4 separate regions of the Mus musculus genome follow, and all the other regions are linked to region 1. A link is a contact called in ENCODE Hi-C or POLR2A ChIA-PET data. All regions are on one chromosome and are shown on one strand. Each heading gives the region's core, a stretch centred on a gene start or an enhancer-like site at or near the end of the contact. The rest is flanking DNA. Distances are from core to core; before and after follow the strand shown. Region 1 holds the start of Arrb2 (arrestin, beta 2). Region 2 holds the start of Spag7 (sperm associated antigen 7). Region 3 holds the start of Slc25a11 (solute carrier family 25 (mitochondrial carrier oxoglutarate carrier), member 11). Region 4 holds the start of 0610010K14Rik (RIKEN cDNA 0610010K14 gene).

What was found. A loop is a pair of places that touch in the nucleus more often than their neighbours do. ChIA-PET counts read pairs that join two places held with the same protein, here RNA polymerase II (POLR2A).
Region 2: POLR2A ChIA-PET joins it to region 1 with 27 read pairs in embryonic stem cell. The contact joins the promoter of Spag7 here to the promoter of Arrb2 in region 1. POLR2A ChIA-PET finds 5 or more read pairs at or near these places in 3 of 5 experiments (Patski and embryonic stem cell).
Region 3: a map of left cerebral cortex shows a loop between it and region 1 (2.0-fold over the local background). The contact joins the promoter of Slc25a11 here to the promoter of Arrb2 in region 1. A Hi-C loop is called at or near these places in 1 of 37 maps with a recorded cell type or tissue (left cerebral cortex). POLR2A ChIA-PET finds 5 or more read pairs at or near these places in 3 of 5 experiments (Patski and embryonic stem cell).
Region 4: POLR2A ChIA-PET joins it to region 1 with 11 read pairs in embryonic stem cell. The contact joins the promoter of 0610010K14Rik here to the promoter of Arrb2 in region 1. POLR2A ChIA-PET finds 5 or more read pairs at or near these places in 4 of 5 experiments (Patski and embryonic stem cell).

Annotation. Positions count from the first base shown.
Region 1 is chr11:70,428,989-70,436,498 of GRCm38, forward strand. Arrb2 (arrestin, beta 2) reads left to right here and starts at 3,592. Exons shown (of 15, transcript NM_145429.5): 1 at 3,592-3,765; 2 at 6,554-6,584; 3 at 7,175-7,235; 4 at 7,343-7,387. The coding sequence starts at 3,743. It also overlaps the pseudogene Gm12314.
Region 2 is chr11:70,664,488-70,671,997 of GRCm38, forward strand. It overlaps Spag7 (sperm associated antigen 7), which reads right to left and starts at 4,929. Exons shown (of 7, transcript NM_172561.3): 1 at 4,710-4,929; 2 at 810-877; 3 at 501-589; 4 at 296-380; 5 at 91-180. The coding sequence starts at 4,794. It overlaps Camta2 (calmodulin binding transcription activator 2), which reads right to left. Exons shown (of 23, transcript NM_001190376.1): 17 at 7,397-7,510; 18 at 6,963-7,146; 19 at 6,521-6,592; 20 at 6,404-6,424; 21 at 6,062-6,249; 22 at 5,859-5,933; 23 at 4,976-5,775. The coding sequence ends at 5,712.
Region 3 is chr11:70,643,806-70,651,315 of GRCm38, forward strand. Slc25a11 (solute carrier family 25 (mitochondrial carrier oxoglutarate carrier), member 11) reads right to left here and starts at 3,234. Exons shown (of 8, transcript NM_024211.3): 1 at 2,963-3,234; 2 at 2,271-2,423; 3 at 1,979-2,185; 4 at 1,725-1,815; 5 at 1,545-1,635; 6 at 1,365-1,464; 7 at 1,234-1,285; 8 at 214-1,116. The coding sequence starts at 3,057. The coding sequence ends at 961. It overlaps Rnf167 (ring finger protein 167), which reads left to right and starts at 3,430. Exons shown (of 9, transcript NM_027445.3): 1 at 3,430-4,147; 2 at 4,224-4,304; 3 at 5,416-5,541; 4 at 5,640-5,727; 5 at 5,870-5,960; 6 at 6,107-6,212; 7 at 6,321-6,414; 8 at 6,959-7,039; 9 at 7,117-7,510. The coding sequence starts at 4,064. The coding sequence ends at 7,409. Gp1ba (glycoprotein 1b, alpha polypeptide) reads left to right here. Exons shown (of 2, transcript NM_010326.3): 2 at 1-181.
Region 4 is chr11:70,234,816-70,242,325 of GRCm38, forward strand. 0610010K14Rik (RIKEN cDNA 0610010K14 gene) reads right to left here and starts at 3,099. Exons shown (of 6, transcript NM_145758.1): 1 at 2,969-3,099; 2 at 2,716-2,810; 3 at 2,062-2,163; 4 at 1,209-1,396; 5 at 881-985; 6 at 389-649. The coding sequence starts at 2,989. The coding sequence ends at 645. It overlaps Rnasek (ribonuclease, RNase K), which reads right to left and starts at 5,037. Exons shown (of 3, transcript NM_173742.3): 1 at 4,841-5,037; 2 at 4,123-4,199; 3 at 3,308-3,655. The coding sequence starts at 4,918. The coding sequence ends at 3,514. Gm40191 (a long non-coding RNA gene) reads left to right here and starts at 4,196. Exons shown (of 3, transcript XR_879979.3): 1 at 4,196-4,379. It overlaps Alox12 (arachidonate 12-lipoxygenase), which reads right to left. Exons shown (of 14, transcript NM_007440.5): 14 at 6,642-7,510. It also overlaps Mir497b and Mir195a.

The DNA of each region.
Region 1 (7,510 bases), core at 2,342-4,841:
GGCACAAACGCCCATGAAGCCTTCTCCAATCTCCTCGTGAGTCACCGGCTCAGGTTCTTTGGGAAGATTGCTGCTTCCTTCCAGGTTCATATCTAAGAGTACTGCTTTGTCCCCAAAGGCTGGGGATGAGGAAAGTCTCTCCCACCCAGAACATGAAAATCATGAGTGCCACAAAGCTGAAGAGCTGCTTACTCGTGACATTCCAAGAAACAGGTGGAGGGGACATGTCCACATGATTCCTCATCTACTAGGTCCCAGTGCGTGAATCCATCACAGTTCAACCTCAGGTCTGAGAGGTCCCGTTCATGCCATGGATCCCTGTCATGTTGTTTGTGATCAGGGCGCTTCAGAGAGTCACCATACCCTGCCATCATTCCCATGCAGTTTGTCCTAGTCTTCCATGTGCATATTATACTTCTTGGTGTCTTGGCCTGTTCTTCTGGGGCCCTAGGATACGGCCATGACAGCATGTCCTTGGTTATGTGGGACACTTTCCAGGCTGCCAGCGGCACCTCACCCTTTGCAGCCACCAGATTCTCATGGCTGCAGTCCAGGCCAAAGCCATCTTCACCTTCTCTGGAAAAACATGATTTTCTCTCATACCTTTAAAATTAAAGAATATAGTGAGGCAGTGGTGGTGCATACCTTTGATCCTAGCACTCTGAAAACAGCGGCAGGTAAATCTCTGAGTTCAAGGCCAGCCTGGTCTACAGGGTGAGTTCCAGGACAGTCAACAACAACAACAATATGGTGGTTAATCTCAGTTGTCAATTTGATGAGATCTACTCATCTGAGAAGTGATCTACAATCATATCTTCTATTGTCTGCCTATGCAAGAATAGTTGTATTAGGTTGATTGAGGTGTGAAGACTCTTCCACCATGGATGGCATCATTCCCTGAACTTTATTTTTTAAGTAGCACTTGTATTAATTGTGTGTTTGTGTAACAGGGGCCTTCAAGCCATGGCATTTGTGTGGCTGTGTGGCTGTCAGAGACCAACTTGTGTGTGAGGGTGGGGGTGGGGAATAGGGATTGGGTCTCTCCTTCCACCGTGTAAATCCTGGGGATTGAACGCAAGCAGGTCATTAGAGTTGACATTAAGTGCATTTACCCACTAAGCTATACAGATTTCATGCTGTACTGACCATTGTCTTTCTCCTTGCTGTAGACAAAAGCTCATTATTTTATTGATATTGTTGTTGATTATATTTTGTTGGTGTGTGTGTGTGTTTGAGACAAAGTCTCAATTAGCCCAAACTAATTCAAACTTGATATGTGGCTGAGTATGACCTTGGCTTTTTGATCCCCCACTCACCACCACACCCAGTTTTGCCAGAGATCCAATATGAGGTTTTTGTTTTTATTTTTAATTTTATGTGCACTGGTGTTTCCCCTGCGTGTGTGTCTGGGTGAGGGTGTCAGATGTTGGAGTTACAGACAGCTGTGAGCTGTGGGTACTAGGAATTGAATCCGGCTCCTCTGGAAGAGTATTCAGTGCTCTTAATCACTGAGCCATCTCTCTAGCTTCCCACAAGGGTTTTATGATTGCTAGGCGAGCACCCTGACAACTAAACTACGACCCTTGCCCCCAAATTCCACTTTAGCTATAGACTGCCTTACCTCTGAACATGATCTTTAGCAAGGGTCAAATCTGAATAAATTCATGAGTCAAAAAGCTTACTGTTAAGAACTCGAGTACATTTAAGCTGACTGTGTTGCTTCAGGAGGCAGAGGCAGGGGGACCCCTGTGAGTTCCAGGCCACCCAGGGCTATAGAGTGAGACCTTGTCTCAAAGAATCATATTGGGGCTGAAGAGATGGCTCAGTGGTTAAGAGCACTTTTTGTTCTCACAGAGGATCTGGGTTCACTTTCTAGCACCCACGTGGAGGTTTATAACTGCCTGTAACTCTAGTTCCAGGGGATCTGATACCTCCATAGGCACTGTGCACACAAATGGTGATGACCATGCTTACATGCAGGCTAGCACTCAGACACATAAAGTGTAACACATTGTAACAATGAAAGAGCAGACTTAAAATGTGACAATAGAACGGGGGAGGGGTAAGCAGGTGTTAAACAAGGTCTATGTTTAAAAATTAAAGATGATCTGAGATTTTTTTTTCTCGTGTACATTGTTTTTCAAATGGAGAAAAGTGGAGAGAGAGGCATGAAGGTATTCCACTGAGGGGAAATGGGTAAGAGTAGAAGGAAGAGACCGAAGAGGAGAAAAACCTGTCTCTGTCAGTCACCCTTTTCACCCTCTGCCAAACCCAGTCAATGTTGCCCCAGCAACGAACCTCTAATATGGCCCCTCTGTTCCCCCTCCACTCCCTGTTCATCGTTTTCCCTTGACTAGCTTATCTTCTAGCGGTCTTGCTATGCTCTGTGTTACCGGAAAAGAGAAATCCCATCTCGACATTCCTCTGGTGAAAAACAAAATCCAATCAAATCATTGCTGGGCTGCGATTAAAGACAGAGCTTAGTGGTGAGTCCTTACCAAGCATGCGTGAGGCCTTAGCAGAAAATTACATTACATTAAATTAGATAAACACTACAGATCCTCAGGCTCTTTCTTTCACCTGCTATACAAAGCCTTCCGCAGTCTCTTCCTTCCACAGTCTGCAGCTCTCTGCCTCCTGCCATCTAACCCACAAGCACTCGTCTATAAAGAATGTCCTTTCCCCACTTCTGCCCATCCTTCAGAATGTCTGTCCTCAAATTTCCCATCCAATGGAGTGAGTGACTGCACTCCCTCCTCCCCCACGCTGGCCAAGCAAAGGCTTTTGGGCTTTTAGTTGCTTGATGTTCTGAGTCATACCTCTATTATAGCATTCCTGGGAGCATAATATAATACCTGTTCCTATGTCTCAAAGATCCCAGGAAAGTTAGGCCATGATAATTCATGTTTGGTCCCGATGGCTTGGCACAATGACTAACACGAAATGGAGAGGGAGGGAAGGATGAAGAAAATAAGAGATGGATGGAGTGGGTGAATGATAGCTAGGATAGACAGTCGAGATGACAAGGTCTGAAAAATGTTTTAATGTTTGACCCTGCACAAAAAAAAAAAAAAAAAAAAAAAAAAAAAAAAAAATCAAAGACGATACACCAGGGGGAGCTGAAGACCACAAGAACGCGGGAAAGGCAGGCCAAACGAGGCTGCAAGCTCAGGGATGAGCAGCGCGTCCCAAAGCAAGCATCATCACGCAACTGATACGGTGCATCCACGTGGGCAGCCCTTGGCCCTCAGAACTAGACAGCACTTGAGCTCATTCCCACCGCCCCCTCGATCCCGTCCCTCCTCCACTACAGTGAAAGCAAACAAAGGGGAGGTATCCCTGCAGGGCTACGGATACCAACGGCCAATCAGCTGCTTCTAATCTCCTCGAAGGCGGCCGCCTGCTTTTAAAGGGGCCCAATCTAGTTCTAAAAGCTTGAGGAGGGGCGGGGAGATCGGGAGTAGGGACGGCGCGGGGAGGCTTCCCCGAGGGAAACGGAGGGCGGAGGCGTGGGGCGGAGCCAGCTCGAGGAGGGCGGGCTGCGCCGCGGCGCGCGGGATCCGGCTGACGCAGCTGGCCCCGGCTCCCCGAGACCCAGACCGCGAGGGGAGGGGAAGGAGGAGAAAGAGTGAGGACGCGCGTGCGCAGTGGCGCGGGGAGGAGCGGGGACCTGGCAGCAGGCGAGGAGGCTGCGAGCGAGCCGCGAACCCGGCGGGCGGAGGGCGGCGAGCGCGCGCGCACCATGGGAGAAAAACCCGGGACCAGGTAAGGGAGGTGGGGCCGTGCCGCGGGGCATGGGCGGCTGCTCGTGGGGTGTGCCAGGTTGATCCACAGACAAGGACACCGGGGAAGAAACCCCGGGGCCGGACGCCTGGGTCCCTAGAGGGTAGCGGTCCGGGGCCGCAAGCCTTGGTCCTTGAGATATTGGAGTGGAGCGTGCGTGCTAGGGCTCCTGCAAAAAGCAAGACCTGATGGGGATCGGGAAACCCACGCCTGGGTTCTCGCAGAGATGTAGGAGTCGGACTACTGGGTTCTCTGTGCAGGCTGTGATGCAAGGGCGGAGGAAGGAGGAGCAGGTGGCCGGCCCCGAGGGGTTGTGTGCTGGGAGACTGGATGCTGGGAAGGGATTCCCCTAGACTCGTGCCCAACCAATGGAAAGCCTCCTGCCCAATACCCCACAGTCTGATTGCTCCCACCTGTCCCAAGGGCCCGATAGCTCTGCTACCAAACTTCTGCCTTCTAGGTTGCTAGGAGCAACAGCTTCTTCTTGAGAGAGAAGAGTGTGTAGGGACCCTCGCTGAAATTGGACTGTATTCCTCTCCTGGGGGTGGAGGGGAGAGGTAGTATCTCCCCTGGACACACATCCTCTCCCCGGATGTTCTCTGTGCAATCGAAGCTCCTTCCTTCCACTGATACCAGAGTTCTCTTTTTTGGTCTATAGCAAAATCCACTTCCTGTTGTGACCCAACACCCCCAAGAGGACATGGGGTGAATGCTTGAGTTCCAAAGGAGCAAGAGCTAAAGAATAGGTAGGGGCTATGTGCCTCAAGCCGGAGAGGACCAAGAATAAGGGCCTGATTATGAGCAGTGACTTCTGCAAAACATGGGATCAACCCCACCACTCCCACTGCCCTTAGAGTATGAGAAAGTAGGCATCTCAGCATTAAGAAGACCAATATCTGAGAGAGATGTCCACAGGGAAGACTGACCTCCTGGATTTGAGGTTAAACACCCCAGAGAAAGGGGAAGTCACTTACTTGGGGGGAGGCCCCCAAATTTCCGTTGTGTACTTCAGGGAGGGGGTAGATGGTCCAGAGAAAGACTGCTGACTTGGCATAATTCCCTACCATCTCATCAAATTCTGGGCCACAGGAAATGGAGAGAATGGCAGGAAGTGCTAAGAGGCATCTGCTTTAGCTGCACCCCCCCCCCCAAGCTGGGTACCTCCCTGGTCATTCCCTTACTCTGCCTCCTTGGCCAGCCTCAGTATGTGCCCACTGCCCGCTCCCTAACCAGGCAAGAGGTGGCTGGGGAAGATGTAGAGAGCAGATGCTCTGTAGTTACCCCAGGGCAATTGCCTGAGACACACTGGTTATGGCTGTCACAGGCTCTGTCAGGGCTCCCATTGGGGGAAAATACAGGGCAGGAAGAAACCAGAGGTAGAAGAGCTAGCCAGCCTAGGTGATGTCTGAGCTGTCAGCCCTAATTGGGACAGAAATTAGAGTGATTGTTCTAACTGCCACCATGTCCCAATGTGCCTTATTACTTGGGGATACGTAGGGGCGCCCTATGTATATGCCATATGACCCTAAGTATGACCCTGTGATGTATGGACAGCTTGGCTTTTGGGGAGGAAGAGACAAGTGGTTTTCTGAGCAGACATTTACATGGTGCTTGAAGGGAGGATGGAACACGGGGCATTATTCAGTGTGTTACCTGGGGTCCTTTCCCAGGAATTGCCCCTGGGGCAGCATGCCTCACAGGGGGCAGAATGACACTTGGAAGAATAAGCCACCGAGTAGCCAGAGCCCTGGGGTCACTAGACAGTTTCCTACTAATGCTCCCAGCAGCGGGTGGAGTCTAGGCTTAGGTTGTTGCAGTACCCGTGTAAAAAAATCCCCTTTGACTTGACAAACTGTGACAGGCAAGCGCCGCCACTATGTAGTGGTTGAGAACAGGGTCTTGAAGCCAAGGTACCTTCCTTAAGTTTATATCCGAGTCCCACCCTGTACATTCTCTGTGACCTTTGACAGAATTCTTGTTCGATGTAAAACAGGGATGTTTCAGTCTCAGCCATTGGGCTATAAGAGCAATAGATGCAGTTGGAACAGAGCAGCCCCCCTGTACCATGTTAGCCGCATCACCATCTTTGCCATAGGATGCTGCTGTGTTGGGACCACAGTGGATTTTTTTTTAAGCTGCGAGGCTGTTGGAGGTTCACGAAATAGTCAGACTTGGGCAAAAACCATCTGAGGGGCAGAGACTAGGCTCTGCTCCGGGAGTCACTGTATGGGTCCCTGAAGCTAGAGGTCAGTTGAAAAGATTATCTGAGTGTGATGGTTTGTGCCTTTCATCCTCGCACCAAGGAGGCAGGGACAAATGGATCTGAGTTGGGGCCAGCCTGGTCTATATGTCAAGATCCACGCTAGCCAGAGTTACATACGAAGGCCAAGGTCAAAAAAGGGGGGTGGGGAGGGGTGTTAGGTGTGACCCAGACAGTGTGTATCCATCCAGTTCGCTCTCAGTTTTGGAGAGGGTCCCCTGGGGAGGAGAGCCTGGGTAGTTCCTGGGGTAGCTAGTGGCCATTATTGTAAGAGGAGGAGTGAGTTATGTAGCATCGAACAGCAAAGGAGCAAAGGCTCGCTCGCCCTGACAGTTGGCTTCGAGGGGCTGCCATGTGGGAAATACTGGGACTTTATAAAAAAGCAGTGGGAAGGGTAGGGCAGGGATCCAGGCTGAATTCCCTTCTCAGGCTGGGGAGGGATAAGTCCTGGTGTGGTGGTCCTTGCCCAGCCTAAGGGAGGCAGTGGGGTCTTCCTTTCTGTTTTGTTAGGGTCTTCAAGAAGTCGAGCCCTAACTGCAAGGTGAGTCCCCCTCGATGCTTACCCTTTGATCCTCCCTGGGCCCGATCAAAGCCCTCGATGATCCCCAAGCCTTTGCTCCCCACTTCCTGTGACAGCTAAAAGCAGACTGACTTCCTTCCCTCCTTAAGCCCCTTGCCGCAGTCTGAAGAAGCCACAGGGCTGGGTGGGGTCTGGGTTCCTAAGCAAGCTTGTAACTCTCTTAGAAACCAACCCAGGGTGCCTGAGCTAGGAATAGTTAATAGTTTCCCAGGCTGTGGGCTGTTTATCTCAGAGCCCTTTGTGGGGACAGCTGCTACCTGCCTGGTCTGGCTGAGTGTTCCCTGAAGACATAGAAACACACATAAACACACACTTATGTGTACCGACCCTCCGTGGGTGGGCAGAGGTGTGGAAAGCAGGTAAAAGCTTAAACGAAAGTTTTACTAAGTTGTCTGGAAAACTCTACCAATCTCACCTTCCAGTCATACTGGGAGACAATCCTTCCTGATAACCCACCCAAGGGGAGCCCAGAACAGGACACCCACCTTTGAGAACTCTGGTGGCTTGCCACCATCCTCCCCAATTTCCCCTGTGACCCTTGACCTCCTCAGCTCACCGTGTACTTGGGCAAGCGCGACTTTGTAGATCACCTGGACAAAGTGGACCCTGTGGGTAAGTTTGCCTAGATGGCACCAACACATCACCCCTGCAAGAGGGGAGGTGATTCCTGGGTCTGGGAGTGGCCCCCTTCAGAAAATGAATCCATCTCTCTTTCCTAGATGGCGTGGTGCTTGTGGATCCTGACTACTTGAAGGACCGGAAAGGTACTACATGTATGCTGGAGGGGAGAAGACAACATTAGATGGGCTGACATTGATAAGAGAGGAAAGGAAGGCAGCATCAGAGGCAGGGAATAGGATTCCGGGAAGTCTGTTATGCCGAAGAAG
Region 2 (7,510 bases), core at 3,679-6,178, 240 kb after region 1:
GAGGTAGGGTACCGGTGCTCAAGGCCCTGACCCAGATGGCCTCTTCCAGGTGATGGTTACGGGCTCCAGGGCCTGCCAGGAACAGCTCACCTTTAGCTTCCGCTTCTCCTCAGCCTTCTGGGGGTCCCACTCCTCTCCATGACGGTAGGAGTCTAGCTCTTCATCTGAGGGTGCAAACTCCTGGAGATGAAGAGAAAGGTAGAGTCAAGATCCAAATATATGAGGGATGCCACTCCTCTCAGGTGCAGGGATAGGCTGGGGCGGGGGCAGGGGGTGGCGGCGGCAGGCTTTTTACCTTTTTGAAGATCATGACATAGCGACAGTCATCATCTTCTCCAAAGGAGAAGGATGTGAGGCCAGCCACCTCTACCACATCATGTCTGTAAAGAGAAGGCAGGAGAGTAAGTGAGCCATGAGGAGTCTGATCTCCACTGGTCCCCACTGGCTCATTCACGCCCTCTATTGCCCATTTCTTGCCACCCCAACCCAGAGACACTCACAGTATGCTCCGCTCTATCTTGTTCATAGGCTGAAACTTTTTCTTGACCTGTCCACTGTCCTGGATGAAATCAGACACCTCTTTCTCCATCTTAGGAGAAACAAAGGGGAAGGACATGAGATGACAGCTCCACGATCTCCTGGGCCGATGGACGGCCTCTCCACACCTCCCACCACTCTCCCAGCTCCCGGGCGAGGGGCTTTTAGTTCCACCATCTGGAGGCACTGTCAGTACAACCAAGTCCTCAGCCTTCCAACTCTTACTGCAAATCCTTCCAGAAGCTGCCTTTGCTCTCGCCAGTTGTTCTCACCCTTTTCCGAAACTCCACTTTCTGCTGTTTGTCTTGCTCTTGTAGTTTCTTCAGACGGGCAGCCTGCTCTAGGGGTGAGAAAGGACCACAGGAGGTCAGGGCTGGCGCACGGGTAGCGAGCTGGTCAGGTTAAAGGCAGCCTGATAACCACTGGAAAGTGCTGGGCTTGGACAGTAGGGTTACTGTTCATTCACCAAGGATCCCCTGATGTTTCCTCTGTAACACAACCTGACACTGTGCTCAGACCCAGAGTACCAAAGTGGCAGACACAGTTTTTCCCTTGCAGAGCTCAGTTTAGTGCAAGTCACAAAGACTAGAATTGCACACAGCCAACTTACCAACTCTACCAGACAGCCAATTTGCATTCACTTAATGCCCACAATATACACTGGCTTCAGGGTAATGATTTAGCTTTATATCTCTCTATATATAATTATTATTTTGGAGACAGCATCTCAGTATGTAGTCCTAAGTGGCCTGGAACTCATTATGTAGACCAGGCTAGACTCAAAATCAGGTATCTGCCTGTTTCTGACTCTGGAGTGCTGGAATTAAAGGCATGCACTCCCACACCCAGCTATTAACTTCCTATATTGTATATGCATACATATATATGTGTGTGTTTACATATACATGTATGCGTATATATATAACACATTTCTTTCCTTTTTTTTTTTTTGAGTCAGAGTTTCTCTCTATGTAGCCCTGACTGTCTTAGAACTGTCTATATAGACCATAGAACTGTCTATATGGCCTTCAACTCAGAGATCGGCTTGCCTCTGCCTCCTGAGTGCTCTAATTAAAGGCAAACTTCCTACATTTTAGAGTGGCCCCTACCCCCAAGCATAGGTTGAAGCTAAAATGGCTCATCTGACACCTTTCTCACCCACCCTGTTTTTGTCCTGTCAACTTTACACAAGGTAAAGTCATCTGAGAGGAAGGAACCTGACTGGAGAACATGCCTCCATGAGACTGGCCTGTAGGCAAGTCTGTGGGGCCCTGTCTTGATTAAATGGTGGCTATGGAAGGGCCCAGCCCACTGTGGATGGTGCCAGCCCTGGGCAGGTGGTCCTGGGGTGTGTAAGAAAGCAGGCTGGCAAGCTGAGGAACCAGCCAGTCAGCAGCAGGGCACTGCCTCAGTTCCTGCCTGACTTCCTTTGATGATGGACCGTGATGTGAAACTGTAAGCAGAAATAAACCCTTGCCTTCTCAAGTTGCTTATGGTCAAGCTGTGTTTTACCACAGCAGGAGAGACTCTTAAGACAGAAATTGGTAAGGGAGAATGATCTAGTGTTGTGACAAGGCTGGCCATGTTGGGTTTGCTTGGGGGCTGGGGGTGGGGGTGGGGCCACTGAAGAAGAAATCTGGAACTCTGGTCTAGAAAGCCCATTGAGTGCTTTTCAATCACGCGCCTCCTCATAGCAGCAGGAACCCTAAGACATTGACCTTTTCTTTGGAGGCAGAGGTGTCCAAAGTTAGCCATAAATAAACTCTCCTCTTTTACCGAATGCTCCTCCCCTCTCTCAGATCCTGCCTTTGTACCAGATCATCCCGTCTGCCCTTGGGGGACAGCTGCAACCCCAGGGATATACCTAGACATGAGCTCTGGCACTGAGCCGCAACCCCAACTATAAGCAATACGGGGCTGTCCGCTCTCTCTCCCTACTCCCAGCTTTGAGACTTCCAGGCAGACCTGAAACTCACTATGGAGTCCATGCTGGCCTCAAACTTACAGATATGCTAGCCGAGGACTGACAAATGTGGTGTTGAGACTTGAACCTAGGGTCTTCCATATGCTAAGTGTTTCACCGCTGACTGAGAAACATTCCCAGCCACCAGACTACCTTTTTTCCTTAGATTTATTTTTATTATCTTAACTATGCATATTCGTCTATGTATGAATCCGAGTGCCCACAGAGATCTGAGATGTCAGATTCCCCCCAGGAGCTGGGGTTACAGGCAGTTGTAAGGAACCTGATGTGGAGTCTGCAAATCTAACTCAGGTTCCCAGGAAGAGCAGTCTGTCCTCTTAACCGTGAGCCATCTCTCCAGCCCGCTCAGCTACTTTTAACCTGGTTCCTTATCCTGCCTGTCGCTTCCCATGGTAGGGGGTTGCTGCCTCTTGTGATTGGGCACACATCTTCCTCCTGTTCCTCAGCTTCAAATGTCCCTTCCCCTTTCTTTTGGTGTTTCAAAATCCAAGCTTGCTTCTTCCACAGGACTGAGTCCCCAAAGTGGCACTGAATTCTTCCTGTTTTCTAGTCACTCCATGCTTCTGCACGTGCTCCTTCTCTCTGGAATGCTCTTCCTCCTCTCACAGCAAACACTGAATCCTCACCGTGAGTCAAGACTTCCTCTACGCTCTAAGCACATTCACTGCTAAAGACGTGGGGTTTTTTGTTTTGTTTTTCCCCCTGTCTCCCTTACCAGGCTATGAGCTGCTGGAGGGTTGACCCTGCTCACCTGTCCAGTTAGACGTCAGAGTCCAAGACCTGACAAACTAGAAGCTCTCGTCTGTCTGACTTCACTATCTTGGCCTTTCATTGTGTTCTGATTGCTTTTCCAGTGTTTTCTGCATCTTGGGAGGTAGCATAAGAACACTGAGGCTACGAGCTCACATCTGGGTTCCAAATTCAGCTTAGTAACCTGAGACCCGAGGCAAGTGGCTAAAGCCTCCTATTCTGACGGCTGATGGGAGCACACCTATTACTCAGCTGAACATTAAGTAACTCTAACTCCTGTTTCCTATTAAGCTCTGCTTTCCCATAGCTTTCGAACAGACTGCACTCCCTTTACTGAGTTACCTATTCTTTGTTGCTCGGCTCATTTCAGACAAGCCTGGGACTCCCAATTAATCTTTCCTACACATGTATATTAATTGGTTATTAAAATTCCGTATGATCATTAATAAACGTCCCAGACATGGTCTATAATCTCCTTGATGAGCATCTTTGGCTTCACAAGTTTTGTAAATAAGGGAGTACAGATATTTAACAGTCTTTGAACATTCTGAAAGCATCCTGTCTTGCCTCCTTTGAGCAGATGGGTAGTAGGTGCGGGTAGGAGACTTATCCACGACCAAGGCTCACGTGGTTGGGAGCTGGATGCACCTAAGGCTATCCTTTCTATAAAGTCCTTCACATGCGCTCCAAGCCAATACAGGGCAGGCCACTTCGGGCCGCACCCTACCCTGGCTGCCAAACCCCAGCGAGCTTTCTGGTTAGCTACTCAGCGCGGGGGCTGGGAAGGAGAGATGGCGAATCGGAGCCTGCGGGGCATTCTCATCTCTCCAATCAACATCACGATCTAGTTGGGCAGCACAGGAATTTAAGGCTATAGTTAGGAAAGGGCGGTGGAAGGTATGAGGGACTGGGTCAACTCAAGAAGGGGCATAAAGATAGGAGGATCCAGCCAACCAATGGGAGGAGCTGAGGCTGAGGTCGGTCAGAAAAGGTAACACTTTAAAGGTAGAGCTTTTGGCTGAGCTAGCCAATAGAGGGGAACAGACGGGTGGATGGGCGTGCCCTAAACTCAATCGTAATAGAACTGGAGATTCGCGGGACCGAGGCGATGGATACGACATCCTCCAATCGGAAGAAAGGCATCCTACTAATCAGAGCTCACCAACAGCAGACAGGCAGGCCCGTTGACCAATCGCAAACAAGGACTGTAAAAGGCGAGGATAGGAAGAAGAGACTGGAGGTAGAAGGCAGGCTGAGGTAGCCAATCATTGTTTGCAAAAGACAGCGGGCGGGCCGACAGGCCTTTTAGGGACTCTGAGGGTCTCAGAAGTGGCCTGTGGGGGGTCTGTTAGGGTAGGAGGTGGCATTATTCAAAGAGGGAAGAGTGTGGTCCCAAGAATCGGGCGAAGATACGCGGTTGTGAATCTGGGATCCTCACCTCGGGCCTTGCGCCGACTCTCCTGGTCACCGAGGCTGGGTGGTTTCTCCATGGAGCTCAGGATGGAGCCCAGTAGGTCCGCCATCTTGGGAATGAGTGAGAGGGGGCGGTGCGTCTTAAAGGGAAGGACGAAATGCCTTTAAGGCCGGAAACACGTCGGAAGCGAAAAACCGCGCTGCTCCGCCCCGCTTAAGGCAGCGAGATGAGGCCGGCGACTTGCGTGGCGACCTTCCTACCCCGCCCCCAGCAGAGAGAGGCCGGAGGCTAGCTGGTGCAGAGACGTTTAATGGCAATTCGTATAAACCAAGCCCATGCACAAGTAGAAAGTGCTCGTGGAGCCAGCCGGGGGCTCCCGCCGCGCCAGGGAATCAGACGCCCGGCCGCGCAGCGCCTTAAATAGATTCTTCACTATACTCTGTATGTTACAGTTATGTACACACCCCTCCCCACGGGAGCGGGACTCCGCCTCGCGATCCTATGTACACCCCCTCCTCTTTGGCCCCTACGTGGGCGACCAGAGAGTCAGGGTGATGGGGAAGACAGGGCCAGGAAAGGAGGAAACAGACGCAAACATGCGGAGTCAAGGTGGGGGCAGTCACCCCTGAAACACGAGGGCGCGCGCAGCGAAGGCAGCGGTGGGGACCGAGGCGGATACATTCATCAGAGACTCTCGAACAAATAAATAAGGCAAGTCAGGAAGGTCCGAGTCAGGTGCAGGCAGGAACGGGGATATGGAGAAGGTGCAGGCAGGGCTCCGGAGGTCACAGCTGAAGATGCAGATATGTGGGGCGTGGGTCTTCTGGAGCCGGAGACCAAAAGAGGAGGCACAACCAGAAGGGAGGAAACGTGTAAGGCCTGGGGGCGGGGGTTCTACGAAGGGCTCCCAAAAAGGTGAAGGGGTGAAGAGCTGCCGACAGGGGGCTCCCCTAGTCCCGAAAGCCCTCTCCTTGTTTAGACAGCCAGAAGGGGCTCCCAGGGTTTTGAAGAAAGGCGTTGGAGAGGTCAGGTGGCCAGTCCTGGCTGGGGCAGCCCCTCCAGCTCCTGGTTCTGCTTCAGTTCCCTCATTCTGCGGAGAGACAGAGCCAAGTCAGAGGAGACTGATGGATCAGAAAAGGTGTCAGGGCAGAGAGGTAAGGATGGGGTTAGAACCTGTGTCGGCAGCGCCGCAGGAACCTCATTATTTTCCGGGCTGCCTGGTCTTGCTTCTTGGTGAGAAAGGTGCCCCTGGTGGGAAAGAAGAGTCCCCACTTTAAGACCATTGTAGGGAAAGGCTGGAGGGCCGATAGAGGTAGTGGGCATTAACAAAGAGGTAAACTGAGGGCTGTATAGGGGCAGGAAGGGGTGGTCCCTACTTGTTTCGAGCAGGAAGGGGGCCTGAGGGCCGGTGAGGAGGCCCCGGCCTGCGGCGGTAGGAGCGGTAGTGCTGCTGGATAAGCACCGCTGCTCGGCGGCTCTGCTGAAACCGCTTCTGTTCATAGTAGCTTCGGAACTTGCTCTGAATCAGGATGGCCGCCTGAGTCATTTTCTTATAGAGTGCAAACTGCAGGGAAGGAGAGGGGGGACAGGAGCTGAAATGGAGAGACAGAAATCCAAACCTCTGAAGGTCACCCTTCAATTAGGCTGATGTAGAGCCCGTTCTCTGACCCACCCACGGCTGAATCAGACTACTCACACCCAGATCTCATGCCTAATACCTTAAGTGCAATCCAGGTCAGCTTGTGGAAAGAGAGGGGACGTTAGGGCTCTCATAGCACAGAGATAGATAGGTTAGGTGGACGCGTGTTGGTATACTTTTGAGAAAATGCTCTAACCTGCTTGTACTTCCGATAACAACGTTGGATCACCGCTGCGGCTACCTCCTGCTGCTCCTTCAGCCTCCGACCCTAAAGGAAGAGAATGAGGCCCCGTCTGAGCCTCTCAAGGCCCACCTAGTAGACTCTGGACCACCTCTTCCTCCCAGAGTCTCCTCCTTAAAACTTTTTAAAAACCATTTACTTATTTTGTGTGTGTGTATATAGGCTGCCTGTGTGTGGACACGAGAAGACAATTTGAAGCAGTCAGTTTCTTCTTCCACCATGAATTCCAGGGATCAGAATTAGGTTGTCAGGCTTGGTGGCAAGTACTGTGTCCCCCGCCCCCCATTCTTTCTCATTCCTATTTAAGGCCTCTGAGTGAGTGCTTGTTCCACAAAAGCAATGGGAGCCCATAGTCTTCCCTGTCAAGGACAATTCATCCCAAGAACCTAGGTCTAACCTTGTACTTTCGGAAAGCTGTCTGGATGACTCGTGCTGCCTCATACAGCTCCCGCTGCTCGTGATCTGAGAGAGTCAGCAGGGCAAAATCACTTTCCATCTTGCCACTGGTAGATGCAGAGAGGAACTCTGCCCAGGAAGGTGCAGGGGGGATAGCGAGGCGACCTCGTTCAAAGGGCAGCTCACTGTGGGGGATAAGGAAAGGATATCACAAAGCGGTTTAAATCCCTCCTATCCTAGCAAGAGGTGGCTATTAAGGACGATCCTCAGCCAGAGTCTGTAAAGAGTGGCTCTAGAGTTCACCAGCCTGCCCAGGTCCCTTCTCACCACTCCAGGGCCTCAGCCAGAACGGTGCTTTGGCTATGAGGAAGCCTACTTCCTCCCTCCCATCTTTCCCTGCAGAAGAACTGGGAGGCTTTATGGTGAGCTGGTCACCTGGGAGGAGCTGAGCTGGGGAAATGATCCACATTCTCCAGGTAACTGGCCAGCCAGGACATGGTCTCACTGAGCCCCACGGTGCCTGTGTGCTCCCGTGGTGAGGCTCCAGCG
Region 3 (7,510 bases), core at 1,984-4,483, 210 kb after region 1:
GTGCTGGGATAAACAGCAAGCACCACTATGCCCTGCTTCAATTTAGACTTGTTGTCCCTTCCCTCTTGATGCTGAAAAGGCAGATCCCAGAGGCTTTTCCTGACAACTGTGATATAATTTGTGAGTCAGCCACATTTTGGGACAAATGGCTTGCAAGTATGCACAAGGCCCAGTTTTTTCTTCTTCTTCTTTGTTGTTGGTTTTTTTTTTTTTTTTTTTTTTTGGTTTTTTGACACAGGGTTTCTCTGTATAGCCAAGATGGCCTCGAACTCAGAAATCTGCCTGTCTCTGCCTCCCGAGTGCTGGGATTAAAGGCCTGAGCCACCACTGCCCAGCGCTGCTGCTTCTTCTTCTTTTCTGTCAGCTGTTGAGTTACGACTTTACACAGCATTTTCATAAAACCAGTAGGTGACTTTCTTTAATTATTTTGTTAAAACTCCAGTTTGTTTTCCAGAGATATAAGCTTCTTTGTGCAGCTACCTCCCCCTATGATCCTTAAGACTATCCAGATTTGGGGTTGGTATTTCAATCCAATTTATTAAGTCCTCAGGGAGGAGGAAGGCCACATCTTCCACCATAGACCCTTTGTCATCTTGACAGCTTCTGCTTTCTCCTGTCTCCTCAGCTCTGCCTTGGATTCCCCAGAGAGAGGGATCTGCTGTCTGGTGTGCCCTGAATCTAACACCCAAGAGGAGACTAGAAATCCTTGGTGTGTGTCTTAGGTCTCCTCAGGAAGAGCCAGGGGCAAAGTGATTCTAAGCATCAGGCAAGCACAGCAGGCAGGCTGGAGTAGGGGGAGAACAGACTAAGTTCTTTACCGCAAAGGAGAAAACCACACTGGAGAGGGAAAATAAATAGAATAGCCCAGGGTAGCAGAATCCAGGTCCTCCAGGGCATAGCGACTGTAATAGCAGTGGATGGCTTGGAAGCCTGGCACACTAGTCCTGGGACCATGCCAGATCAGCCACTGAGGAAGAGACGCTTGTAGGCCTTGTTCATCTGTTCCAAGAAGATGAAGGTGAGGACAGTGTGGGGGCCCAGTCGGGCATAGTATGGTGTGAAGCCCTTCCACAGGCTGAAGAAACCCTCATAGCGGACGACTTTCAGCAGCACATCCTAGACAGACAGGCAGGCAAGTGCTGGGGCTAGGCCCTGGTCCTGGTCCAGGCTCTGTCCCCTGTCCCTAGCTCCCTTCGCATCCCTCCCAGGGCACCCCTTCCCCCCCCTCCTCACCAGCCCATTCTTGTATTCTGGCTTCCCATCAATCATCCGCATATTCTGGATCCTGAAAGAGAGTCAGTATGAACATGAAAACCAGAAAGGGGGGCCTCCCCAAGTTCTCCAGTCCCAGGCTGCAGACTCACCTAGTTTTGACGATGTCCACAGGCATGGAAGCAGCAGTGGTAACGAGGCCACTGATCATGCTGGCGCAGAAGTGGCAGAGAATATTGTCAGAGAAGTAGCCTGGGAGGTGAAGCAAAAGGTGGTAGTCAACTCTCAGGTAGCTCAGGCCAGGCTCAAGTTCTCAGCTCTGGGTCTCTCACCTGAGTCCAGCAAGAACTGCTTAGATTGAGAGTAAGAGGCAAGCTGGGCGGCATTGACAACGACAGCTCGAGCCATGGTAGGGATGCAGCCCTGGAGGTGGAGGGTGGAGGCAATGGAGACAGTCAAAAGTGCCAGAGATCTAACCCAGCATGGCCCAAGACTCCAACCCTCGCACTCACCCGCCACAGTGTGGGGACTCCTTCTTCCCTGGCAATCCTAACTAGGGCATTAAACACATTTTTGTAGCCACGGCGCTGGTCAGCTGGAAGCCTGGGGGAAAGGCAGGGAAAGGCCAAGATCAGGACAGACCAGGGTCCATGGAACAAAGAAAGGGAAGCCTGAATAGGTAAGTGCCCTGATGTAGATATAGACTAACAACACCATCCTAGAGTCCAGGAATGGGGCTGGAGTTAAGCTCAGAAACGGAACTCACCGACCATCAGCAGTCATCCTGATGAGAGCCACCTCAGCTGGCGTTCCCACAAATGCACCAGTTGCACCTGCAGTCATGCCAATCAGGGCTTTCAGAAGAAAGCCAGGGGGTGTACCATCAGCCCCAGTCAGGCGCTCAAACAACACAGTATATATTCCAAGGCGAGTAGTGGTGTAGGTGGCCTGGCGCAGTAGACCAGCTGACAGCCTGAAGAGTAGAAATGTCAGCACATCAGGCCAAGGTCTGGACCTGCCAACCAACAACTTCCCTCCCCAACTTGAGGCCACAGTACCCAGTGTAAATGCCCTTCAGGCCTTCTGTCTTCAGGATGCTGGTGAGGGCATGGAAACTGGTTTTGTACTCTCGAGTCTTGGCCCCTTCACCACTCAACTGCATCCGGTTCTTCACCAGGTCCAGGGGCTGCACAAAGACTGTAGCACCCATCCTGAAGTGAGGCAGGAAAGGGAATCAGAGGTCAGTGGTTCCAGCTCTACTGCAACCTGGCAAGAAGTTACAAAGGTCAGGGCCACTAAGGATTCAGGAGGCTGGTGGGCATGTGTGTTAAGTGTGTGCATCAAGGGCAACGTGCCAGCAAAAGAGTCCAGTTGCCCAGTAAGGGGCATGCAAATCAAAAAGCCTCAGGCAGTTCTTTAGGGTTCAAGCAGAATTAGGACTACAGGCGATCTAAAGAAAGGTGGAGAGGGCGTCCCCATCCTAAGACTCCAAGCAGTCCTATAACAAAGCCTTTAATGACCTATACCCACCACCCAAACAGGCACAACGAAGCAAAGGTGGTGGAAACACAGGGTAAAGATCCTTGAATGCAGCACAGTTGGGTCCCTGCAAAGGATGAATAGATCCTGGCAACCCATCAGGGACCCTGCACCGGCTCAATTTACTGCAACACACCCCAAGTTACACTGGGCCCAGGTGCTTGCTCCCGTCCCTTCCTCCTTTTCCCCCATCACTGGGGCCTGAGCTTACCCAGCCAGGCCCCCAAACAGGAACTTGACAGACTTAGGGGAGGTACGGGGTTTCCCGTCCATCCGGCCAGCCCCAGGACTCGCCGTCGCCGCCATCGCCCCTTGATGGCCCTCGGCTTTGGGTCCCGTGCACGTACAGCCCCGCTCGCGCCCAAGGTGACACCAGCGCGCAACAGGGTGAGGGCGCGCGCGCGCACGCCCCTCCGACAGGCAAATCTGGCTCCAGCTGGAAGCTGGGGCGGGCGCAGGCTCGGAGCGCAAAGGCAGCCGGGGAATAAGGCGGGGCTAAGATGCACGATGAAGGGGCGTGGCCGATTTAGGAAGCTACCCTAAATTCCCGCCCCTCCGGAATTGGAATCGCGGGGAAAAAAAAAAAAAAAAAGCTTGTTTGAAAACCTCGCGAGAGCAAGTGAATCAGCCGAGTTCGGGCTATGAGGCCTCTCGCGATATATTTCAGCGGCGAAAGGGGGTGGGGGGGTGGAGGGAGGGTGGTGGCAAGCACTCTCGCGATACTTTGAACGTACCGTGGCGGCCAGACGAAGGAGAGGTTTGTAAACAGGGCAGCTCCAGGATCTCAGGGACTGAGGGAAAAAAACTAGATCGTCTCCTGAGCATCGAAGCTCCCTCCATCTCCGCAGGCTCCTTCTACATGTCAAACATTTCTTTCAACCGGCCTCTCGGGACCGGAAGTCCTCCGTCCTGAGCGTCCAATACTGGAATTGGCCTTTCTTACCGGAAACCCTTTTCCAGGGGCATAGGAAGACAGTCTACCTGGCCGGAAGTCCCACCTCTTTGAGGTTTCTCCTACCCTTCCGGAAGTTTTTTTGTTGTTGTTGTTACCTGTTTGCCTTCGCTCCTATTCTGTCCTATTTCTGTACTAGAGAAAGATACATTGTCTCCCCTACCAGCTCCGCTAAGCTGGTTTGATAGCTCACTCCCTGAATCGGAGTTCCTTCCCCGACGCCCCCATGTAGCTGAGAAGTGGGACCTAGGGGTGGTTGGACCCCTGGGATCCTGAAGGAGAGGCAGAGGAGGGCGCAGGACTCGGCTTCTGCTCCTGCGATCAGAACGCGACCTTCGCAGCTTTACCCCTCCCGCTGCCATGCACCCTGCGGCCTTCCCGCTTCCTGTTGTCGTGGCTACTGTACTGTGGGGAGCAGCCCCTGTCCGAGGGCTGATTCGAGCGGTGAGTCTGAGGGTCGGACGGGGACAGGGTGCTGAGAATGGGGTTCAGACTGAAACACGTAGTGTTCCGTCTGCAGACTTCGGAGCACAATGCCAGCATGGACTTTGCAGACCTTCCAGCTCTGTTTGGGGCCACTCTGAGCGACGAGGGACTGCAGGTGATGTTTTCCCCATTTCCCTATATGGATCCTGGGTAGGGGCGAAGTGGCCGTGCTCAGGAGGTAGGAAGTAGTGGAGTTAGCAGCGGAATGCAGTGGACTGCGGATAGTTCAATGATAGGGTGCTTTTTCTAGTATGAGTGAGATTCTAGGTTGAATCTCCAGCAAAAAAAAAAAAGTGTCCCCAATCCAGAAAAACCTAAGTGCATGATCATGTCCAGCGCGCAGAGTCCAGAATCCAGAGATAATAGATAGTGCCCACCTCTAGAACTTAACATTTTTTATTTTATATGCATAGGTGTGAGAGTGTCAGATCCCCTGGAACTGGAGTTACAGTCAGTTGTGAGCTGCTACATGGATGCTAGGAACTGAACTCCGGTTCTCTGGAAGAACAGCCAGTGCGCTTAAGCACTGAACCATCTACAACCCCTAGAACTCCCAAGTTTAAGAGGGAGTCTGAGAGTGGGCTAAGATAAAAAGCAGGTGCTTATCAGCAGTCTCTGGAGCAACTTACTGTTTGTATAGATGGCCATGGACAGCTTTTTATGGGTTCTGAGTCAAATGAGAAATAGAAATTAACCTAGGGCTATCGTGCCAGTGTGATAAGCATGTCTGTAGTAGTTCACTACAAAGTTCATGCCACATAGCAAGAATTCATTCGGCCACAGTTAGCAGTAGAGTTGTAAGATGGCTAATTGGAAAATGAAACTTGTTGAAAATGCCATGAATGAGTAGCAAGGTGAACCACTATCGGTGGGAAACTTAAAAGCAGAACTAAACTACGCTTGAGAAGTTAAGGGAGCCTCTGGTAAGGGATGTAGTTTACTGTAACTGCATCTTCAAGAAAGCTGAGAGATCCCTTTTCTTTTTTCTTTTTTTTGAGACTGGACTCTGGAACTCTGGCTGTCCCCAACTCACAGTAGTCTCAAGTGCTGGGATTAAATGCATGTATCACCATGTCTGAGTTGTAGATTCAGTGTTGGGTGGGATGCTCAGACCTCCAGAATGAGCAATGATAGAGCTGCAGAATGCAGGTAGTATATAGTGTTATGTGTGGTAGGTCCTGTGGAAGACAGAACTAAAGATGAAAATGTTTGCCTTTATCCCTCAGGGGTTCCTTGTGGAGGCCCACCCAGAAAATGCCTGCGGTCCTATTGCCCCACCACCCTCAGCCCCGGTCAATGGGTCAGTCTTTATTGCACTGCTTCGAAGATTCGACTGCAACTTTGACCTCAAGGTTGCTGAATGGGGAATGGGAGGTGGTAAGCAGGGTACATGACACCAGGAATGAAGGGCAAGGGTTACAGCTCTATCCCTCCCGCTTGGCCTCCTTAGGTCCTAAATGCTCAGAAGGCTGGGTATGGTGCAGCTGTGGTGCACAATGTGAATTCCAATGAACTGCTGAACATGGTGTGGAACAGCGGTAAGGAAGAAGCCTGCACTACTGGGTGCACCGTGGAGTTGAGTGGGAGGGCAATTGGTTGAGATCTGCAAAAAGTGCCAAAAGCCAGTTTCAGGGAATTGAGGAACAGAAGGCTAAATCCCTAATATCCTGCTCCTTACAGAGGAAATCCAACAGCAGATCTGGATCCCATCTGTATTTATTGGAGAGAGAAGCGCAGAGTACCTACGAGCCCTTTTTGTCTACGAGAAGGGGTAGGACGCATGCTTTCTTCCAGTTCTTCTCAATCCACTCAGGCTCAGGCTCTTCCTCGGCTGCCTTGACTTTCTCCTCATTATGCCTTGTCCCAAGCCAGTAACCCTATTTTACCTGGCTTGAGGTTGTGTCTCTCTCTCCTCAGGGCTCGGGTGCTTCTGGTTCCAGACAACAGCTTCCCCTTGGGCTATTACCTCATTCCTTTCACTGGGATTGTAGGATTACTGGTTTTGGCCATGGGAACAGTATTGGTAAGTAGCTGAGGAGAACTTACGATGCCAGACTGGATCGGTAGAGGGGAGGGTTTATTGCATTTTCCAATCATTTTTTAAGCCTGGTCCACTCTTCCTTATCCCTAGATAGTTCGTTGCATCCAGCACCGGAAACGGCTTCAGCGGAACCGACTTACCAAAGAGCAACTGAAACAGATTCCTACCCATGACTATCAGAAAGGTAAGGGCAGGAGAAGGGGCCTTTCTCCTAGCTGGCCTCATCTTGAAGGATTTTTGAACCCAGTGAGTAGATAAAGGGTTCAAAAAAGAACCGGAAAGGTGCCACCTTTGCTTGGTTAAAAAAAAAAAAAAAAAAAAAAAAAAAAAAAAAAGATGACCAACCAACCACAAGCAAAGGAGGTAGGGTAGAGCAGGCGCTGGAAAGCAGAGATGAACAAAGGAAACTTGACTTTGTGTGTGGGGTGTAAGAGGTGTAAGAGCCAGAAGAACTCAAAGCAAGCAGGTGAGGGGTTGGGTTATCTAGACTTGGAGCCTCCAGTACCATATAAGGCTATAGCAAACGCCTCGCCCCTCCCAGTTCTGCTTTCCCCTCCTACCCCCCCCCAACTCACTTCCCTTATCTCTGCTTGTCCCCTCTAGCCCCAAGATTTTATGTGGTGCCCTAAGTTTGCACTGGCTTGGTAGAAAACGGGGCAATAAGACTTGTACAGTGAGTTTTCTTGGGCGTGACTGCCAATAGTTGAGTGAATCCTTTCCTTTCCCAGGAGATGAATATGACGTCTGTGCCATCTGTCTGGATGAATATGAGGATGGGGACAAGCTTCGAGTACTTCCCTGTGCTCATGGTAAGGCCCACATGTGCCTGTGTCTGTGTTCCTGCCCAACCTGCAGAGACCAGCCTTTCATATAAACCACTCCACAGCTTATCACAGTCGCTGTGTGGACCCCTGGCTCACTCAGACCCGCAAGACCTGCCCCATCTGCAAACAGCCTGTACATCGGGGTCCTGGCGATGAGGAGCAGGAAGAAGAAACTCAAGAGCAAGAGGAAGGCGATGAAGGGGAGCCAAGGGACCAACCTGCTTCAGAATGGACCCCACTCCTGGGCTCTAGCCCTACTCTTCCCACCTCCTTTGGATCCCTAGCCCCTGCTCCCCTGGTCTTCCCTGGGCCCTCCACAGATCCCTCACCTCCTTCATCTGCTGCCCTGGCCTGACACCCCCATACTTGGTACCTCTGGTGACCGTCCTATTTGCACAAACTCTTTTTCCAGTCTAATAAGCTGAGGGTGAGGGATAGGGGACATTCTACCCCAGG
Region 4 (7,510 bases), core at 1,849-4,348, 190 kb before region 1:
AGCCTGGCCCTGGGAGGCCACCCTGGAGAAGCAACACACACACACACACACACACACACACACACACACACACACCGTCTAGGGTATTGTGATGAAGTTCTTGCAAGGTGGGACAGGAGACACTGGAAAGAGCCCCTCTGCAACCCCCAGGTTGTCTGATACCAGTTATCAGGAACCCTGGTAATGAGTTCTGGCCCCACAGAGCAAAGTAGAGTCTTTGTTGCCCACACCCAACTCTCCTGGCTCTAGCAGCACAGAAATATTGGCATGGGGAAGTGAGTCTGCCAATATTGGCTGTGCTGCTCCAGGCAGGGTGGTGAGAGCTACTGAGAAGGGGCCAAGCCCCGAGGGCGAAGCAGAGGAGAGGGAACGGCAGCTGGCAGCACCATGTTGAGAGAATCTTTTTTAATTATAATTTTCTGTATAAAAATGTCCATCACACAGAAGTCAAAGGGCGAGGGCACATGGTTATCAGGAACGAGGTGGATGGCTCCAGCAGCCCTCTGACCCTCTCTCAGGCAGTCCTTGCTTAGAGTCCCAGGTGATCCACAGGTCCAGGGTGAACAATGAGGGTCAGAGGTGGAAGGCTCAGCAGGAGAGGAGAGGAGCATCAGCGGAGGTGGTGAGGAGGCCAGAGTCCAGGGTCAGGCTGTCTGGAACAGGAAGGAAAACGGACAGAGATGGAGCAAGCGTGGAGGATTTTTCCAAGAAAACCCTCACCTCCTCAAACGCCGTATTACTAACTGACCCATTCCCCTGCACTGAATCTTCCTTCTGAGGCCCCTGCACCAGAAAGGGGTTTTCTGTGGGGACCCTCCCCTACCATCCAGGTGAGTATGTTCCCCACCCCCAGCCAGCGTGGGAGGAGGAGGACTCCTACCCTGGTCAAAGTTGAGTTTCTTGGCTGGAGGAGTTTCTCCTAGCCCTTCGACATCCACCAGGTCACTGTTGGCGTCGGAGTCGTTCAGAGCACTGAGTGTCACATCTGGGAGGGGGCATAGGCTAAGTTCTAGGTTTCCCTGACTGCTGTCTTTCCCTCCTCCCAGTCTGCCAAAGCTTCATGCTCTACACATCCCTCTACCCACTCTGGAATCACCAGCGTACAGAAGAGAAGCGTCTCTCCTTCTTTGACCCAGGCCCAATTCTCTTATTGAATCTCAGATAGGACCTTTAACCCCTACCCTAGGCAGCAACTCCACAGCCCTCACCAGCCTTCTGTTTCTTTATGGGAGGAACCCCAGCTTCAGGGACACTGGAGCTGCTGGGTGGAGGGGCGTTTGGAGGTGAGAGGACACCGGACGTCATCTTCTTGGGTCCTTTCTTGGGTGACTCAGCTGGAAGGGGGATGCCGGAGTCTTCATACACTTTTCGCTTCACAGTGGTCTTTATCTGAGCCCTGAAGATGAGAGAGAGCAGATTAGGGTGTCATCAGAGAAGCCGAGGGAAGAGGGGAGGGGAGGGAATAATGGGCCACTCTGAAGGAATTCTAGGAGTTCCTTTGTAGATATCCAGGTCAAGGCCCCAGTTCATGTGTAATAAGGGTCCTCCCCCCCCCCCCCACGTTCAGAACTTTTGCATCCACTTAGGGCTAATAGATTAAGATGAATGGAGTCCCTGAACTGAGTGGCCAGAAAGGCCCTTTTCATGATCCTCTGGGAGAGATGCATGGTTTTGTAGGACCACCAGGTATGTTGTGGTGACATAAAGGTAGACTGAGACTGTCATAGAACCTGACCAACTAATTAGTTCAGAATGCATCCCCTGGACATGCCAGTTTCAAAGGATTTACATAAATAGCTAGGGAACTCTTATCATCAAACACAACCACTGAGTATCTGGGCACCATGAAAATAAAGTTCTCTGCAGGCCCTAGTGACCACTGCATTTCCTGATCTTCCGACCAACTGCCACAGTGACAGTCTCTCAGTCTTCAAGGAAATGCTAACAAAACTAGGAACAAAGTAGGAAAGATGCTGAGCTGGGAGTTCTGAGAGAGAACAATGGGTCAGGAGGAAGAAAGTTGCCCACCCTCCCCTTTCTCTGCCAGCCACCCTCCCTCACACTGTCCGTTCCTTGATGACACAGCTGATGTGATTAAGATCGTCCCCAAAGCGCTTCACAGCAGCCCTCAGCATCTCTATCTCCGTCTCCGTCCACTTGGCACTGTCGGAAGGGGAGAAGGGTGATAACAAAAGTGGAAGAGGGATGTGTGGAACCAGCCCACAGGCTATTCCGTCCACAGCCAGCAGCCTCTTCCCCCTAGTCTCTAGGGGCACCTTTCAAAGATTCATAAAAAGGACCTCCTTTTAAAAAAAAAAAAGCCCTGGGGACAAATCGCTGGCCACATGAAATTACATCCAGGGCCACTTGAAAACATCACTTCATCATGTAACAGCTTCCATAAACAACCCAACGGAAACCAATGAAACAAGTAGGGGCCTTACAAACACAACCCTTGAAAGATGTGTGGCAGCAGTTTGAGGGAGTCCACAGGGCTTGGGGTAGGTGGCAGACATTCTGTCGGTTTGCAGTGGAGGGCTGTGGCCTCGGTAGTCTCTTTACCTGTCATCCACTAATTCAACAATTACCACCTACACTGAGCTGGGCCAGGCACAGGGGAATTACTCTATCTCCCTGCTCTAGAGAGGGTCGTGTCTGTGACTTGAGTCCAAGCGTCTGATCTCGGAGTCCAGGTCCTAGGCTGGTCTCACGTACCCGGCAGGGGAAGAGTCCGAGACTGGATGCAGCTGCATCGTCAACTCCCCGAGCTTCGTGAAGGCGGCGCCGGCCGCGGAGAAGATCTCTCCAACCTGGGGGCGGAGCAGCATTACGGGGGGCCGGCAGCGCGCCGTCCCACCCCAGCCTCGGATCCGCCCGCCCCCCGCCCAGCGCGCACCAGCCGGGAGCCAGGCAGGGGGCCCACCCTCCCGTGGCCGCCAGGGAGCGCAGTCCGCGAGGGAGGTCGAACCTTGGTGGACGCTGACGTCATGGCCCCGCGCACCTCCTCACGGAGACGCTCCGCCGCCACCACCACCACGCGAGCTGGAAACCACGGAGAGCCCGGCAGCCGGCCGCTCGGGCTCCCGCGCAGGAAGTCCCGCCCTCCCTGCAGCTGATTGGCCGAGACCCGACCTCTCCCCAGTCACTCAAGGGGCCTCGCCGCGCGGAGGAAGACGAGGTGGAAGACGTTGCTTCACTTCCGGCTAGCTTCATTCCACTTCCGTCGGAGGGTCCGGACTCCTCGATGAGGCCGGTCTCAGCCCCTTCCAGCCCGGGCCCGCCCCTCCCTGAAAGCACAGACAGCAAGCTTAGGGGGAACCGCTTCTTTTTATTGTAGTTCAGAACGGGGCGCGGTCACCCTCGGTCTCCTCCAGAGGCTGGGCGCAGTTTTGCAGGGCCAGGGATGACGTCTCGCTAGGGTCACAAGTCCCAAAGGACGCCAGATGAGTGGGACGGAGTCTGCGGAGTCTTTAAATAGAGAAGGGGGCTGGGGAGGGAGAGGCGGACCGCGCTCTAGCGCACCATGTATTCCTTGCGCTTGTTGAGACGAACTTGGCAGAAGGAGAAGCCTCCGAGGAGGAGGTAGAGGCCCGCGGCGATGAAACAGTTGTAGCTGACTTGCTCGTACAGGTTGTATATGTTCTGAGGACCGTTCCTGAAGGTGGCGAGCGAGCAGGGAAATGTCAGCCATTCAGAGCATCCAATATGCAAGTTCTATGCATCAGACACCATGCTAAAGCACTTTAACTCCTATTAGTCTTCCCAAGAAGCATACCAAATGAATTCTATCATGGTAACCATTTTACAGAGGTAGACCAAGGAGCAGGAAGGCAAAATATTGGAAGAGGCCACATCTAAGCTGGTGGGCTTGGGTAGCCATGGAAACGTGGCTTGCAAGACTGCTCCTAAGTACATGCCTTTCTGTGTCTCTGTCTCTCGCGCTGGGGATTGAAACTAGGACCCTGCGTGCTGCCACCCAACTACTTTGTAGAGAGCAGCCCTCTTCTTGAAGTCCCCAACCTAGGGCCACAAATGTCCAGTCTTCAGAAGTGTCCTCCCCATAAACCCAAACCATGCTACTCCTCATCCACGCCCAACTCGCCCAAGTACCCGACCACTTACTCAAAATCTTTCTCTGTGAAGGGAACGTCCTCAATTAACACAGCAGAATGGACATTGAAAAATATCCCGAGCATTATCTGGAAGAGTAAGGAATAGATAGGTTGTCAAATTCTTACCTTACTTCTTTGGTCGCTCCCTAGGCTCCTCCCCTGTCTAATGTTGGCCCAACACTTGCGCCAGAGATGAACTAGAAAGGGCTAGTTGTATCTGGTGGTTGTATCTGGATTCGGACTCAGCCATGTGGAACAGGGCGTGAGGTAGGACCTTGGGAAGAGTGACTGGGTATAGGGAGGTATATGGCAAACAGCTCTCCGAGGCGCGTCATTATCATGGGAGCAGATGGAGATGAAACACTTCATATTTCTGGAAGTGGCGGCCTTGAGGGCCCTGGGGAAGCAAGGCCTCAGCTACCGTTTTCGGGGGCAAGCACACTTCACCCTCGCCTCCATTCAACTCACGCAAGTCTCAGGGACCTCGCTCTTGTTTACCTTGGGGAGTCCGCAAATTTGCCCGAGCTGGCTCCCATTCCCAGGGTCCTGCCCCAGCACCCTTTCGCTCCAGTTCCCCAGTTGTCTGGATCTGAGTTCCGTCTCGTTTTCCAGCGGCTATTTAGTCAGCCCCTTAATCAGTCTGCTGCTTCCTAAGGCTTGCGGTTCCTCGTGTCCCAGCCCTTCAACCCCAGAACCCCTCAGACCCGTTCGCGGGTTAGTCCCCTCACCAACATGATCACTCCCCAGGCGCTGAGGACGATGCCACAGGCGGCCAGCTTAGGCCCACAGCACAGGAGCGACGCCATGGAGGGCGGAGGTAGGGAGGGATCGCTGGAGACTGAGCGGAGCACAGAAGCCGGGAGAGGGAACCCTGGAAATGCTAGGACAGGAGCTGGATTTGGGGACTTGCGCGGCGCAGAGCGACGGGGGGGGGGGGGGGGGGGCGTGGCCTCGGGCGCCGACCACTCTGAGGGGTGACTTTCAGAAGATAACGCTGTGACGCGTGGTGGGCCAAGCTTGGGGAGAGGAGACACGGTGTCGGAAACAGAAGCAGAAACTCTACAAGTCTTGCTTGAACCGAGTGGCAGAAGTGTTGAGTGGTGCAGACGCTAGGGCCTGAGTGTTATCACTTGTCGCCTACCCCGGCTTGGAATGGAAGGAGCAGGCTTCTCACGTGACCTACTTTGTTGGATCACATGACCAGGAACCAGCTGTAACCTGGTGTCAGGAAGGAGTCCACAATTGAGTTGAATTGTGTTAGGATTGTTATGTCAGGACAAGAAGCTTGGGGCCGTCTGGATCCTTACATACCTTCTTAGTCTTGGGTGGTCTTCTGTGATGGGAAAACCGGTAAGCGAGTCCTGGAGATTCGATGTGCCGGCCTATCGCTTCTATCCAGGTCTCCCTTTTGAAAGATGCTTTGACACTTTGAAAAGAAAATAGAAGAGTCCCCTCCTGAGGCTAAGCATCCTGCTTTGAGGGACGCTTTTAAATAGTTGACTTCTTGATCCTGCAAATGCTTCACTTGAAATGCAGTATCGTTGTAAATGCTACATTCAGGAAAAATAAGGGACTAGGAAAGGCAGACTCATTGGACGCACGAAGGAAAGCGGCCTTGCTAAGTGTACTGGAGAAAGGAGAAAATAAACAGAAATATTCCTGCTGCTTCTTTGAGTAAGACAAGACACAAGCTGTGACTTGGCCACTGTTCCAGTGTTGTCAGGAAACGCCATGATCACGGCAACTCTTAACAAAACAAAGGATTTAGCTGGGGGCGTGCTTAAAGTTTCAGAAATTTACTCCATTATTCATGGTGGGGGGAGCGTGGCAGCATACACAGTATGGTCTGGGGCAGTAGCTGAGAACTAGATCCTGATTTGGGGGTGGGGGGTGGGAGCAGGACTGACTGTCATAGGTGTTTGAAACCTCAAAAAAGTGACACACTTCCTCCAACAAGGCCACACTTCCTAGCCCTTGCAATCCTTTCAAAGGGTTCCACTGCTGTTGAGCAAGCATTCACCTACATGATCCTATGGGACCATTCTCATTCAAAGCCCCATAAATGTAAAAATAAGACTAGGCCTTCCTCTCCACCGGAGAAATTTGGTAACTCCACTAGTAAGAAACATTTGTAGTAAGTATTGGCGGTAATTGGAGATGTTTAGAGAGCTCTCCCTCCCCTCCAGGGCTGGGGTTCCAGCTTAGGGCCAGTGATGAAAAAGAATTTTGCACTGAGATTGGTGTGCCCATCCTAATGACGGCAGCCACAGAACAATTGAGAGAATGCATTTTAATCTCAAGCCCCCAGCACCAAACAGGAACACGCTCATGGACTTGAATCTTGTGCCATTTTTTTTTCTGTGTATTTTGTAGATATTGTTCTTAACATGGTTGGGGAAGAGAACTTGTGAGGCACATGGTTGTCACTGGGTGTACGTGAGCTGGAAACACGGGCTGGGAACAAGGGCTTCCTGCCTCTCTTGTTGGTGACTGTTATGGAAGGAAACAACTTGGTGAACTGGTCTTTATTTGGGGCCAGTAACACCTTTATTTAGAACTATTCAGGGTATGTGTTCAAAATGGAAACGTGGAGGGGAAGAGAGTCTGAAATTTACACGTTGGCCGTCAAGCATGAAGTCTGGTTCCTGGCAAAGGAGAACTAGCTGAAGTAGTTGATTTTATCCAGAAATACAATTTTCCTCTCCTCCACCATGGCTCTTGGATATTTTGAAAATGAGGTTTGGAGCCTGAGGTCTGTATGAGGTTAGACCAAATCTAACCTGAAATCATGCAAAGCACTTTTTGTTTGTTTTTGTTTTGTTTTTCGAGTCAGGGTTTCTCTGTGTAGCCCTGGCTGTCCTGGAACTCATTTTGTAGACCAGGCTGGCCTTGAACTGAGAAATCTGCCTGTCTCTGCCTCCAGAGTGCTGGAACTAAAGGCGTGTGTCCCCACGCCTGGTTTTGCACTTTTGTTTTGTTGAGACAGGGCTTCATCCCTGACTGTCGTGGAGCTCACTCTGTAGGCCAGGCTGGCCTTGAACTCAGAGATCTGCTGCATCTGCCTCCAGAGATTAAAGGTGCTGAGATTAAAGGAGTGCACCACCACACCTGGCTTTGTTTTTATTTTTAAATGCCTAAACAAGCCAAAAAAAGACCCTGTGACATGTGAAGTTCATATCTCAGTGTCCATACCTAAAGTTTTATTGGAACATAGTCACACACTAGTGGTATAGTGAGAAAGCTAAGTAATTGTGGTAGAAAGTGGGTGGCCCTCCAAAGACTAAATTGTTCCTCATAACAGCAAGACATTTAGTGCCCTGTAGTTAGAATACTAATGTGGAGTGTTTAGTCAGGAGAGGAATTAGAGTCTCAGCAGCAGACATAAGAAGGCACAGAAT